3 separate regions of the Homo sapiens genome follow, and regions 1 and 2 are each linked to region 3. The links are chromatin contacts, found by Hi-C in ENCODE. All regions are on one chromosome and are shown on one strand. Each heading gives the region's core, a stretch centred on a gene start or an enhancer-like site at or near the end of the contact. The rest is flanking DNA. Distances are from core to core; before and after follow the strand shown.

Evidence for each region. A loop is a pair of places that touch in the nucleus more often than their neighbours do. Pooled maps may share reads with other maps.
Region 1: a loop to region 3 is called in a pooled map, with 31 times the contacts of the local background. The contact joins the promoter of CSNK2A2 here to the promoter of AKTIP in region 3. A Hi-C loop is called at or near these places in 5 of 50 pooled maps.
Region 2: a map of B cell shows a loop between it and region 3 (13-fold over the local background). The contact joins the promoter of ZNF319 here to the promoter of AKTIP in region 3. A Hi-C loop is called at or near these places in 2 of 168 maps with a recorded cell type or tissue (B cell and ascending aorta), 1 of 37 single-sample maps with no recorded cell type and 9 of 50 pooled maps.

Annotation. Positions count from the first base shown.
Region 1 is chr16:58,196,802-58,200,103 of GRCh38, reverse strand. It overlaps CSNK2A2 (casein kinase 2 alpha 2), which reads left to right and starts at 1,998. Exons shown (of 12, transcript NM_001896.4): 1 at 1,998-2,471; 2 at 3,260-3,302. The coding sequence starts at 2,368. It also overlaps the pseudogene RN7SL645P. RefSeq lists silencers at 1,645-1,774, 1,825-2,094, 2,495-2,564.
Region 2 is chr16:57,999,143-58,002,706 of GRCh38, reverse strand. ZNF319 (zinc finger protein 319) reads left to right here and starts at 2,035. Exons shown (of 2, transcript NM_020807.3): 1 at 2,035-3,214. USB1 (U6 snRNA biogenesis phosphodiesterase 1) reads right to left here and starts at 1,300. Exons shown (of 7, transcript NM_024598.4): 1 at 1,126-1,300; 2 at 62-228. The coding sequence starts at 1,223. RefSeq lists enhancers at 1,062-1,161, 1,188-1,482, 1,655-1,824, 2,682-2,951 and silencers at 1,242-1,491, 1,782-2,381, 2,432-2,561.
Region 3 is chr16:53,501,914-53,505,462 of GRCh38, reverse strand. AKTIP (AKT interacting protein) reads left to right here and starts at 2,254. Exons shown (of 10, transcript NM_022476.4): 1 at 2,254-2,316. It overlaps LOC124903690 (a long non-coding RNA gene), which reads right to left and starts at 1,083. Exons shown (of 2, transcript XR_007065069.1): 1 at 1,043-1,083; 2 at 1-722. RefSeq lists silencers at 1,087-1,176, 1,897-2,136, 2,157-2,226, 2,487-2,786 and enhancers at 1,497-1,596, 2,057-2,556, 2,557-3,058.

The DNA of each region.
Region 1 (3,302 bases), core at 749-3,248, 4.7 Mb before region 3:
CCTCGTTTCCCCTTGGTAATTCCTAAGTCATCTGTGGGGTAGCACTGTATTTACTGAAGGTCTCTGACTGTGGCAAATGCTGGGAGAGTCAGTGGTGAGCGCCCACACTCTGTCCTTGCTCTTGTGCTGTTTTTACAAAGGAGGGGACAGACAATAACCCAGGAAACAAATAATGACAAGATATGCAGTTTGATGAAGGACGTGGATAGGGTGCTGAGATAGAGAAGTATCAACTCTAGAGAAAGTGATCTTTAAGCTGAGACTTGAGCTGGAGGCATGCCTGTAGTCCCAACTCCTCAGGAGGCTGGGGTGGGAAGATCGTTTGAGCCCAGGAGTTCTGGGCTGTAGTGTGCAATGCCAATCAGGTGTCCACACTAAGTTTGGCATCAACTATGATGACCTCCTGGGGCTGGAGGACCACCAGGTTGCCAGGTGGCAAACAGCAGGTCAAAACTCCTGTTCGGATCAGTAGTGGGATCATGCCTGTGAATAGCCACTGCACTCCAGCCTGGGCAATATAGAGACACCCTATTTCTAAAAAAATACTACTAATAAAGAAAAAGGTGAAATTTGAATAGGAAAAAGGAGACACCCTTGGGAAGGTGGGGTGGAGGGGTTGGGGGTGGCTCCTAGTTAAGCTTGGAGGATAGAAGGAACCAAAAGACGGATGCACGGTGGTCTCAGGGAGGGAGGAATGAGCAGAGAAAGGCCCTAGGCCTGGAAATAATCATATTGAACACATGCTATCCTAATAGTGAACACCATCCTAAGTGTTTCACATGGTTTACCTTGTTTAATTCTCCTTGCAGCCCTGTGAAGTGAGCGTTATTACTGGTTTTATGCTGTAGAATCTGTGACACAGAGAGGTTGAGTAATTGCCCTAAGGTCACACAGCTTCTAAGTAGCAGTGCTGGATAGATCTGACTCCACAGACTGTGCTCTTAGCTGTGTCAAGCAGGAAGGCCCAGGGTTTCATCCAGAAAACAGAATGTGAAAAGGGACTGGAATGAAAGCAACCTGTACTGGGTGCAGAGGTGCTGTCGATAAAGGATGAGGGATGGGAAAGGAAGACAGAAGAAAGGCCTAGAAGATCAAAGGAGAAGGGTGTTCAAGGCTGCAGGCAGCACTGGAAGCCAGGCCAGCTCAGTTGACCACCTACTCTGGGCACATCCCCAACCCAGCCTGTCCCTTCAGGTCGGATTTGCAATTCTCCTGCTCTCCCTCCTCCTAAACACAAACAGGAGATTTACACTCTCAAAGTCTCTCCCCACAAATGACTTATTAATCACAAAGGGAAAAATTGTAACTTTGCAGTGGCACAACCTGGTCAATGCCAGCTTAACCAAGTGACCAAAGTGGATATTCAGGGAAGGCTCTGGAAGGGCATTTGGGGGAAGTGTAGAAAGGTTTTGTGAGGAGCACTCTGAATGACGGGGGTAGGAAGCCTTGGGGACTGAGGAGTCTACCCTAACAGGGCAGGGTCCAGAGGGGGAAGGAGGGGTATGTCTCGGGGGAAGGGAGAAGTATTGAGGTGGGGGAGGTTCTGAGGTTTGAGTGAGGCCCTGGGGAGGGACTTGACAGTTTGGGTGACAGGAGGGTCAGAATAGGGTCAGTATGGGATGTGTTGGGTGGGTAAAAGCTGGGTGAGTGCAGGGCTGGGGATAGGGTCTCCAAGGACAGTGAAAGGGTCGGGAGTCGCGGGCGAGGGCTCTAGGGCAACGGCCAGTGGAAGGGGGGGCTCCTGTGGCGTGAAGTCAAGCCAGCCCGAGGGTGAGGCGATTTGGACAGTCCGACCTGTGGCGGCGGGAGGGCGAGGGTGGCGGAGGGCGCGAGGTAGGCGGCGGGGCGTGCCGGGGCGGGGCCGGGGCGGGGCCGGCACCGCCCGGCGGGTCCCCCCGCGCTCCAGGGGGCGCTGTGAGCCTGGGCGGCCCCAGGCCGGGCGGCGGCCGCTCCCAGTGAGCGCGGCCCCTTTTCCGGGTTTCCTCCGCCTCCTCCTCCTCTCCTCCTTCTTCTCCGCTGCCGCCGCCGCTGCCCCTTTCCCGGCCGGTGGCTGCCGCTGCCGGTGCCGCCGCCGCCGCCTCCTGGGGGCCGCGAGCCGAGCGGAGACCGCCGCGGAGCGCGAGCGCCGCCCGCCCCGCCGCCCCGCCGGCCGCTCCAGGGCCGGGCCGGCTCGGCCGGCGCCCCCCGCGCCCCCAGCCCGCCCGCCCCCGCGGGCCCGGCCTGGCGCGGCCGCCCGCCGCCGCGCTCCTCCTCCTCCTCCTCCAGCGCCCGGCGGCCCGCTGCCTCCTCCGCCCGACGCCCCGCGTCCCCCGCCGCGCCGCCGCCGCCACCCTCTGCGCCCCGCGCCGCCCCCCGGTCCCGCCCGCCATGCCCGGCCCGGCCGCGGGCAGCAGGGCCCGGGTCTACGCCGAGGTGAACAGTCTGAGGAGCCGCGAGTACTGGGACTACGAGGCTCACGTCCCGAGCTGGGGGTAAAGCCGTCGCCGCCCCCCGCCGGGCCCGCTGATCCCTGCCCCCGCCCGGCCACCCCCTGCGAACCGCACTCGGGCCCGGTGGTGTCTCCCGCCGACCCCTCCGCGGGCCCGCAGGGAGGCAGAGGTCCCGCTCTCGCACATGTCCTCGTCTTCCTCTTCCCTCCCCTTTACCCCCGTTTCGTCCCTTTCTCCCCGCTTTGCGCACCCCTTTCCCCCAAGGAATGCTTTTTTACTCGGGGAGAAGTGTGGGGTCCAGGGATCGACGCCGGGTGGAAGTGAGGGAGCTGCCCTTCCTCACACTTCTGGGTTTCCACTGGGGTGGGAAGTCAACAGCTGTCCTTTGGAGCTATTAAAATGCCCTGCCTTTTAGGTTTTCTGAGATGAGGTGGTGGGAGGAAATTTCTTAAAGACGTCCAGATTTTTAAAACAGGCATTGTCTACCTTGAAGATGTGAAACGAGAAGCAGGTGCTGGGGAGCCGCGGGGCACAGGGGGCACCCTCTAGGCCTTCAGGACGGGTGCTTTGCTCGCCCCTCTGGATTGGCTCAGAGCGTTGCCTTCCTGCCCCATCTTCCCAAGTTAGGAGAGACCAATTAGGTTAGGAGCTCTGCAGAGTGAAGGGAGCCAAGATTATGTCGTGGCTTTCATTTAGGGAATGAGTTGTGACGTGATGTATAGACACTTCCAAGTGTTTGCCTGGTGGAAGCGGCTGAATGACGTGTACAGTGGGCATAGGCTTGGTTAACCCCCAGTCCTGGCATTTATGTGTGTGTCTTCCTTTTACAGTAATCAAGATGATTACCAACTGGTTCGAAAACTTGGTCGGGGA
Region 2 (3,564 bases), core at 786-3,285, 4.5 Mb before region 3:
CCTTCATGAGGCACCTACGGGTCTATGGGTCTTGGCAACTTGCCTTTCACACATCACTCACATGGTACATAGACGTGGGTGGCCCAGTTGCCTCGCTCGTGGGGGAAGGTGCGCACCCGTCCCCCGTGTTTTGTGCTGTCATCTTCAGGCCCCTCCTCGGTGCCCGGGAACATGTTCAGCACACTGTCAGGTACTGGAAATCTCTGCCTGGGAAGGGGGCTCTGGCCACTGCAAAAGAAAAAAAGAAAAATGAGTACATTTATCCTGTTAGCATTCTCTACCTTTGTATATACCACAAAAGTTGTAACCCCTTATATATGGTGGCTCTGAGTGTGTGTTTCCAGCCTGGTGCTGGAAGCAGCTTCTAGATAGCGAAATTGTTTCTCCAGTATTGTCTCATTGGGGTCTCCAACTCTGGGGCACAAGGTCCCCATGGGAAACAACAGGGCATGCAACAATGTGGTTCAGGGGTCACATTTCCAAGCTGGACAGGCTGCAGCTGGAGTAGCACTTTCTAGCTCTATGACCTTGGGCAAGTCATGTCCCCTTTCTGGGCCTCAAATGCCTCATCTGAAAGTATATGTCTACCTGATAGAGCAATTGTGGGATCAACTGAGCTACTGCTTGTAAAGCACTCAGCAAAGATAAGGCCTAGCATTTAAGAATCTAAGCCCCAGGAAGTAAGGCCGACGGTTTTGTTCACCACTGAATTACCAGACCCCAGCCTGGCAGGGAGTGGGTGCTCAGTGAATATTTACTGGATGAATGAAAAGGCTCTCCCTACGCTTTAGCAAGTATTACTATCGCAATTGTATTCAAATCAGGAAACGGACCTAGGATGGTACAGGGATGTGTGCCAGGCGATAGAGTGGGCCAGCGCGAGGCTGGACCCGAACCCAGGTCTGGCCTCCCAACTTGGCCCTAGCCAGGTGGGGCCACTCTGGAGCTTTGTCTGGGGTGGGGGGGAGGGGTATATCTTCTGGATCCTCCTTTCTTCCTGCGTCCCCTTTTCCTTCCCAGAGCCGCCCCGCATCCTCCCTCCCCACTCCACCCCCAGACATTCGGGTCCCGTCTGGCTCTAGGGTGAATGCGCGCGCCCTCCGGAGAGACTTCCTCACTCCTCACCGACGGTGGCTCCCATCCCCCGGCCTGGTCCGCATCCCGTCCTCGGACTCATCCTCGGAGCCGCTGCTGCTGTAGCCCACCAGGGGCGCCGCGCTCATGGGGCCTCATCCAAGACCACCAGAGCAGGTCCACCAGCAACCTCAACCGGCACCCGGAGTTCCGCTGTGCCGGAAGCGCCCTCCCAGGGGCGGGGCCTGGGCTGGCACCGCCTCGGGGCGGAGCCGGGAGGGGCGGAACCCGGCAGGACAGTGGTGAAGATTCAGCCCACCGACTCCAAGCTGTCTGCCGGCTGCGCACGCGGATCTGGTCACCTGCAGCCTCCCGGCACCCCGCTGGGACCTCCCCAGCCTTCGTGTACCCATTTCATATATCGCTCAGGGCCCTCACCTTTCTGCCCGCTGCTGTCTGCAGCCACCCGGGACCAGACATACCAGACACGACAGTCCCGGGTCAGCGCACTAGACCCAGCGGAGACCCCTGCCTGCCCCGAGCCCGGCCAGGATCAGAGGTCCTGGAGCCCCCTCCTCAAACCAGCCCAAAGTCCAAGCCCCTAAAAGCCAAGCTGAGCAGTTAGGGGCGGATCAATTGTGGCAGACCAGAGCCTCTAGGAGGCCCCTCCTCTCCTGCGCAGAGCCGGGCCGAGGGCGGTCACCCGGAGCCCCCTCCCCTAAGCCCGAGCGGGGTGGCCGGAAGCAGAGCGCCCTTCCTCGGTTAGTCGAGGCGCCCAGGCCTGGCGACTCGAAAACCGCCCGGAGCACCCGGCTTGTCCGACCTGGCCCGGCCACGGGGTCCCCGGCAGGGGGCGGCCTCGCTCCGCGCCGCCCGCTCCTCCCGCATTGGCCGCCGCCGCCCGGGATGCCGCTCCTCCCCCGGCCCCGCCTCCCTGGCCCCCGCGCCGCCCGCCCGTCCGCCCGTCTCCGCAAGGCCATCGGTCCGTCCGCCCGCCCTCCCGGCGCTCCTCGCCCCGGCCCCGCTACTCCGGCAGCGCGCGTCGCTTCCTCCGTTCCGGCCGCCGCTAGCCCGTCCCCCGCCCCCGGTCCGGCCGCAGCCGCTACGCGAGGCCGGGGATTGGCAGCGCGCGTAGGCCGCGCCGCCGCGGATGGAGCCGGAATAAAGGGGCGGCCGAGAGAGCAGCTGGTCGCCGCTCGCCCCGCGCCTGCCCTGCAGGCGGCCTGGAGCAGGTGAGCGGCGGGGCGCCCGGGGCCGCATCTGGGGGCCACCCCCGCGCCCGCCGCACCCCTTCCTCTGCCGGCCCGGCCGCCCCCCCGCGCCCCTCCGCCGCGACCTAGCGGCCTCTTGAGCTTCTGGGCGGCCCAGGCCGGGCCTCGAGGCGCAGCCGCTTCCTGGGCCCGGCCTGTAGCCCTGGGGCCTTTCTCCAGCCCGGCCGCCCTCGGGGCTCGCCCTCGGGTCGCAGCGGCCGGGCCATCCCGGACGAGGGCTGACAGGACGCAGCCCAGCTGGGCCTGCAGGCAGGGCCGGCGGGAGGTGATCGGCTTTCATTCGGTTTCTCAGGGAGGAAGAAGAGACGGGGTGGGGCGCAGGTGGGGGGCCTCCCCTGCCTCTCCTTGCCTCCTCTCTCCCCTTTGCGGAGTGATCACAGAGGCTTCCTGGCTGCACCTTGCTGCAGGAGGGCCAGGGTGGGCAGGGGGTGCTGCAGACCAAGCCAGGGGACACTGTCTGACAGCCATTCATGCCAGAAAAAGCAAACAAAACAGTGGGTTGGCACAGCGGACCTACAGGCGCTCAGAGAAGCCCACCTTCCCCCTCTCTGTCCCGAGAAGGCTTAGAGTGGTACCTGCTTGCTCAAGCAACCTGCTGCCTCCACCCAGAGCAGCCGCTCCTCTCCTCCCTCCCTTCCGGAAGATGCTGAGGATGACAGCTTTTAGCCTGACTCTTACATTTCTTTGGCAGAGCAGTTAGAGGCCAGACTGTCCTGTGAAGGCTTCTCCTTCCTTCTTCCTCTGCTCAGGAGAAAACTTACAAACTTTTAAATGTAAGAGGCAGATGAGCTGGGAACCTGGAAGTGGGTTGCATCTGACTCTGAAAGTTCCTCCCTCTCGCTGGCATTACCTCATGCTGCCACAAAGTGGTGAGTTAGAGATTTGCCTGGGCTGGGTGGGCTTTACCTTCCAACAATTACCCAGAACTTTATAGGCTTGGAGTAAGGGAATGGAGTTGTCTCTAGAGAGGTGATGAGAAATGCTCTGTGGTTAGCATGCTGCATCCTGCATTGCCAAGGCAGACCAGGGCAGTTTCTTACATTTTCCTGCAGGCCTTGACACTATGAGATTCAGAGGATTTAGGACTTTGTGTGTGTGTGTGTGTGTGTGTGTGTGTGTGTGAGTTCTGGGAGAGAACCAGAGTGAGGAAGTTCTGCTGTGTGGACATCAAGCCTGGGTGGTTCTGTGGCCCTCTCATCTAGCCCCCATCACCTATGGG
Region 3 (3,549 bases), core at 1,005-3,504:
TTTGGAAGGGTCAAACCATATCCAAACTATATCATCCCGTCTTAAACATCTCTGGAACTCATTCAATTCTCCATCTCTACCTTCAAATTCATGCGATTCTCTGTTGCCTGAACTACTGCCATGGTTCCTCAACTGCCCCGTGAGCCTTGTGCCCCTACAATCTGTTTTCCGCACAAAGTGATGTTTTCAAAATACAAATCTGATCATGGCTCTCCTCTGCCTAAAGTCCAGGCAGAGATCTAGGGAAAATCTCAGCCCAAGTCGATCATGGCGGACTCCTTCCACTTGCCGTTGACTGGGTTTCGTTGTGGCCAGAGACTTACTTCTGGCCATTGAAACCTGCAGGCATTTCTTCTGCGGAGCTTCTGGGAAAGGTAGTCATGTATTTCAAAAGGGACCACTGGAAGAAAGGGATACTTTTAATTTTGTGAGATCCTGGGTGTGCCGCGGCCATCTTGCTACCAGCCTGAAAGTGCAATTCCAGGGACTGCAAGGAAAGCAGAGCCTGAAGACCAGGGCACCACCTCTGGAGACAATCCTCCCATGGGAGAGAAATCCCCTTGCTAAGTAAGCCGGTTTGAGTTGGCTTTCCTGCCATGTGCAGTCTGATGCTGGTGTGCGTCTGAGTCATCCGGTGCCAAGTACGCAGTTGATGACATGCATTGGAAGCTCAGTGGATAGATGTGAGCTGGAGAAATACCTATGTGGGTCCTCGGTGAAAACTGAAGGTTGGGGAAAGGAGGAAAGCAGAAAAAAAGCTTTGCAGAGGATAATGAGCTTCAAAGAAGATTGGGAGGAAATGGGCCACAGAGGTGCCAAAGGAGACCACCTGTGGCCTGAAAAAAGGATTTCCTGCTTGCCTGCCTTTCTGTATTAAGACTCGTATTAAAAGGCATGATAACATTCCTAAATGTGTCCTAAGGGGACAAAAGGAAGTGGCTCAGAAGTGTTTTCAGCTAGGGGAGGAAGCTGGGTTTCAGAACCAACCCTTGGGATTAACATCAGGAGAATTTGGCTTCCTGCCCTTTAATAAGTCACTTACCAGAATCTCAGAGGCAACCAAAAATGGACCAAACAACCCGGCCAGAGAATGCGGCTTCTGAGTGTAAGACACTGAGGCGGTGTCACAGACAGGTCAGTGCCTCTGGTGTCTAGAAAAGGGGCAGGGGCTTGCGGGGAGAGGGCTGTCGCGCAAGTGTGGAAGTGGAGTGCCGAGATTGGACGGACTAACCACGGGGAGGCACCGTTGGTAAGAACAGGCCTGGAAAGCAGCTGGCAGCAGTCACAGAATTAGGCCAGAGAGAGACCTCCATGGGAAAGCAGACGGGAGGTCCAAATGAGAGCGTGTGAATTAAAAAAAAAAAAAAAAAAAAAGACCAGGAACTATGTTGCTATGGGAGAGGTTCTCCAACTTCAGTGTGCGCCAGAATCAGCAGCGAACTGTGACAGATGTGGATTCCTGGTCCTCAGCCTCCCCCCTCCCCCCAGCCCCCGGCCCCCACTCGGATGCTGCAGGTCGGGGCCGACACACACAGATTTACAAAGCTCCTCTGGCTGCTCTAGTGCCCAGGGCCCACTTGGAGCTGAGCTCCCTTCAGCTCCAGCCTTCAGCTCCTGCACTGATGGAGAGAACGGGCGTTTCTTGATGCCACGCCAAGTGTCCTTCTGACCCCTGGTACCCTGTGGGCCCGACGTGGCGGCCTCGGGCCTCGCAGCGCCGCCCAACGCAGTAGGACCTAGCGATGGGAGCCACTGGGCAGTCGCGCGGCCCGGCCCTCCCCAAAAGCTTGGCTTGCAGACGTTAGCGTATGCCCCAGCCCCTGCGCATGGCGGTTGCGCTGTGGGCTGTGCGAATAAACCTCCGGGAAGGTCTCCGTGGTGACTGGCAGACGCCCTGGCCAATTGTGACCCGGCGCTTGTTTGTCTCTGCCCCATCCCTCCCCGGGGGGCCGATACTTCCATGACTGACAGGCCGTCCCAGGCGCTGTTACGTAAGGGGAGGGTCAAGTGCAGTCCCACCCAAACCGGGGTGATTTGATTTGCAGGACCGAGTGTGTTCTTCCCAACGCCCCCGGAAGAACGTCTTTGACGGGCAGGTGTGAGAGCCAGTTGGCGCCGGGAGGCCAGGCGGAAGCCTCGGGCCCCAGGATCGTGCAGCAGGGGGCGGAGCCCGCTGCCGAGGGCAGGGCAGGGCAGGGCAGGGCGGGGTGGGGCGGGGCGGGGATCAAGCAGGGGCAGGGCTGGCGCTGCGGCGGGAGATGCTGTCGGGCCGCGGCGGCGCTTGGCAGCCAGGAGCTCTGCATTGAAGGCACTGGGGTGAGGCTTACTGCCCGGCAGGCTGGTGGGTACGCGAGGGCTGAGGTGTCTGTAAATCTGGCCGCCAGCCTCCACGGGCCCGGCATTTGTCCATCTTTCTAGGCGCTCGCGACTCGGCGACGGCGGCCGCAGTGGGACACGGAGGCGGGGCCGGGCACCTGTGCGCGTTTGCAGGCACCTGCTGCGCTGGCCGCCTCGCAGCCCGGGACTGCTGCTGGGGACTGCGGCTGGAGCTGGGCTGGCCCGGCCCGAGGGAGAGGGGGGCCCAGCTGGCTCGCCCCGGCCCGTGCCCGCCCTCCCCGGCCGGGTCCCGACCCCGAGCTCTGGTTAAGGGGGCGTCGCCGGGCCCCAGAGCCCCCCCACTGGAGGGGCCCGCGGCTCCCGGGCCAGCATCGAGCTAGCTGCGAGGCCAGGACAGGGCCCCCGCCTTGCATCACCTCGAGACAGGTTTGTCCAGATTCCCTGAGTGCTCAGAGACGGGTTTCCGCCCGCGGTGAGGGTGCCGGTCCGAGGCCGCCGCGGGTCCCGGCTGTCCCCAGCGAGCCTGGCCCGGGCCGTTTTCATCTTTTTTTTTCTGGCCCCTGCTCTGTCTCCTCTTAACGTGTAATTTCTTAAGTCCGATTCGGGGTGATGTGAGTGCGCTGTGGCATGTAGAGTAACAGCAGCACTCATGTTTTAGCCTAGTTTTAGCTCTGCCACGCACTGTCATTCGCGCAGGCTGAAGACCCAGACTTCTCAGCTGGGTGATGTAAAGGAATGCAGCCGTGGCCAAACAGGCAGAAATTCTAAAATTGTTTCCAAGTGACAAGGATGTAACATGTCTTGCTTCCATCTATGTCATTCCTCTCAGAACATGTATGCTGTGCTTGTCCTAGACTAGACCCTGAAAAGTGTGCTACAGTTTCTCGTGATTATGTTGCTGCTGGAAACATTGGATTAAAAGATCCATAGCAAAGTTAGGCAGCAGAAGACAATACCTCCTGCTTAATGACAGGCAGAACTGGGGACAAAATTTACTGGATTCTTAAAGAGAATCCTAACGCGTTAGACCTTTAAGAGACTTTACAGGTTTGCACCAGCCCATTAAATGTATGTTGTGGAGCACACCACTGTGTCCCAAGGGATCCGGTCCCGTGTTAGGTGTGTCCTAGAGGACACTGGGGTGCTGCACATTACTGCTAGATCTGAAAATCAGTGTCTTCATTTGAGCCAAAGGGGAACATGCCCCCGCAC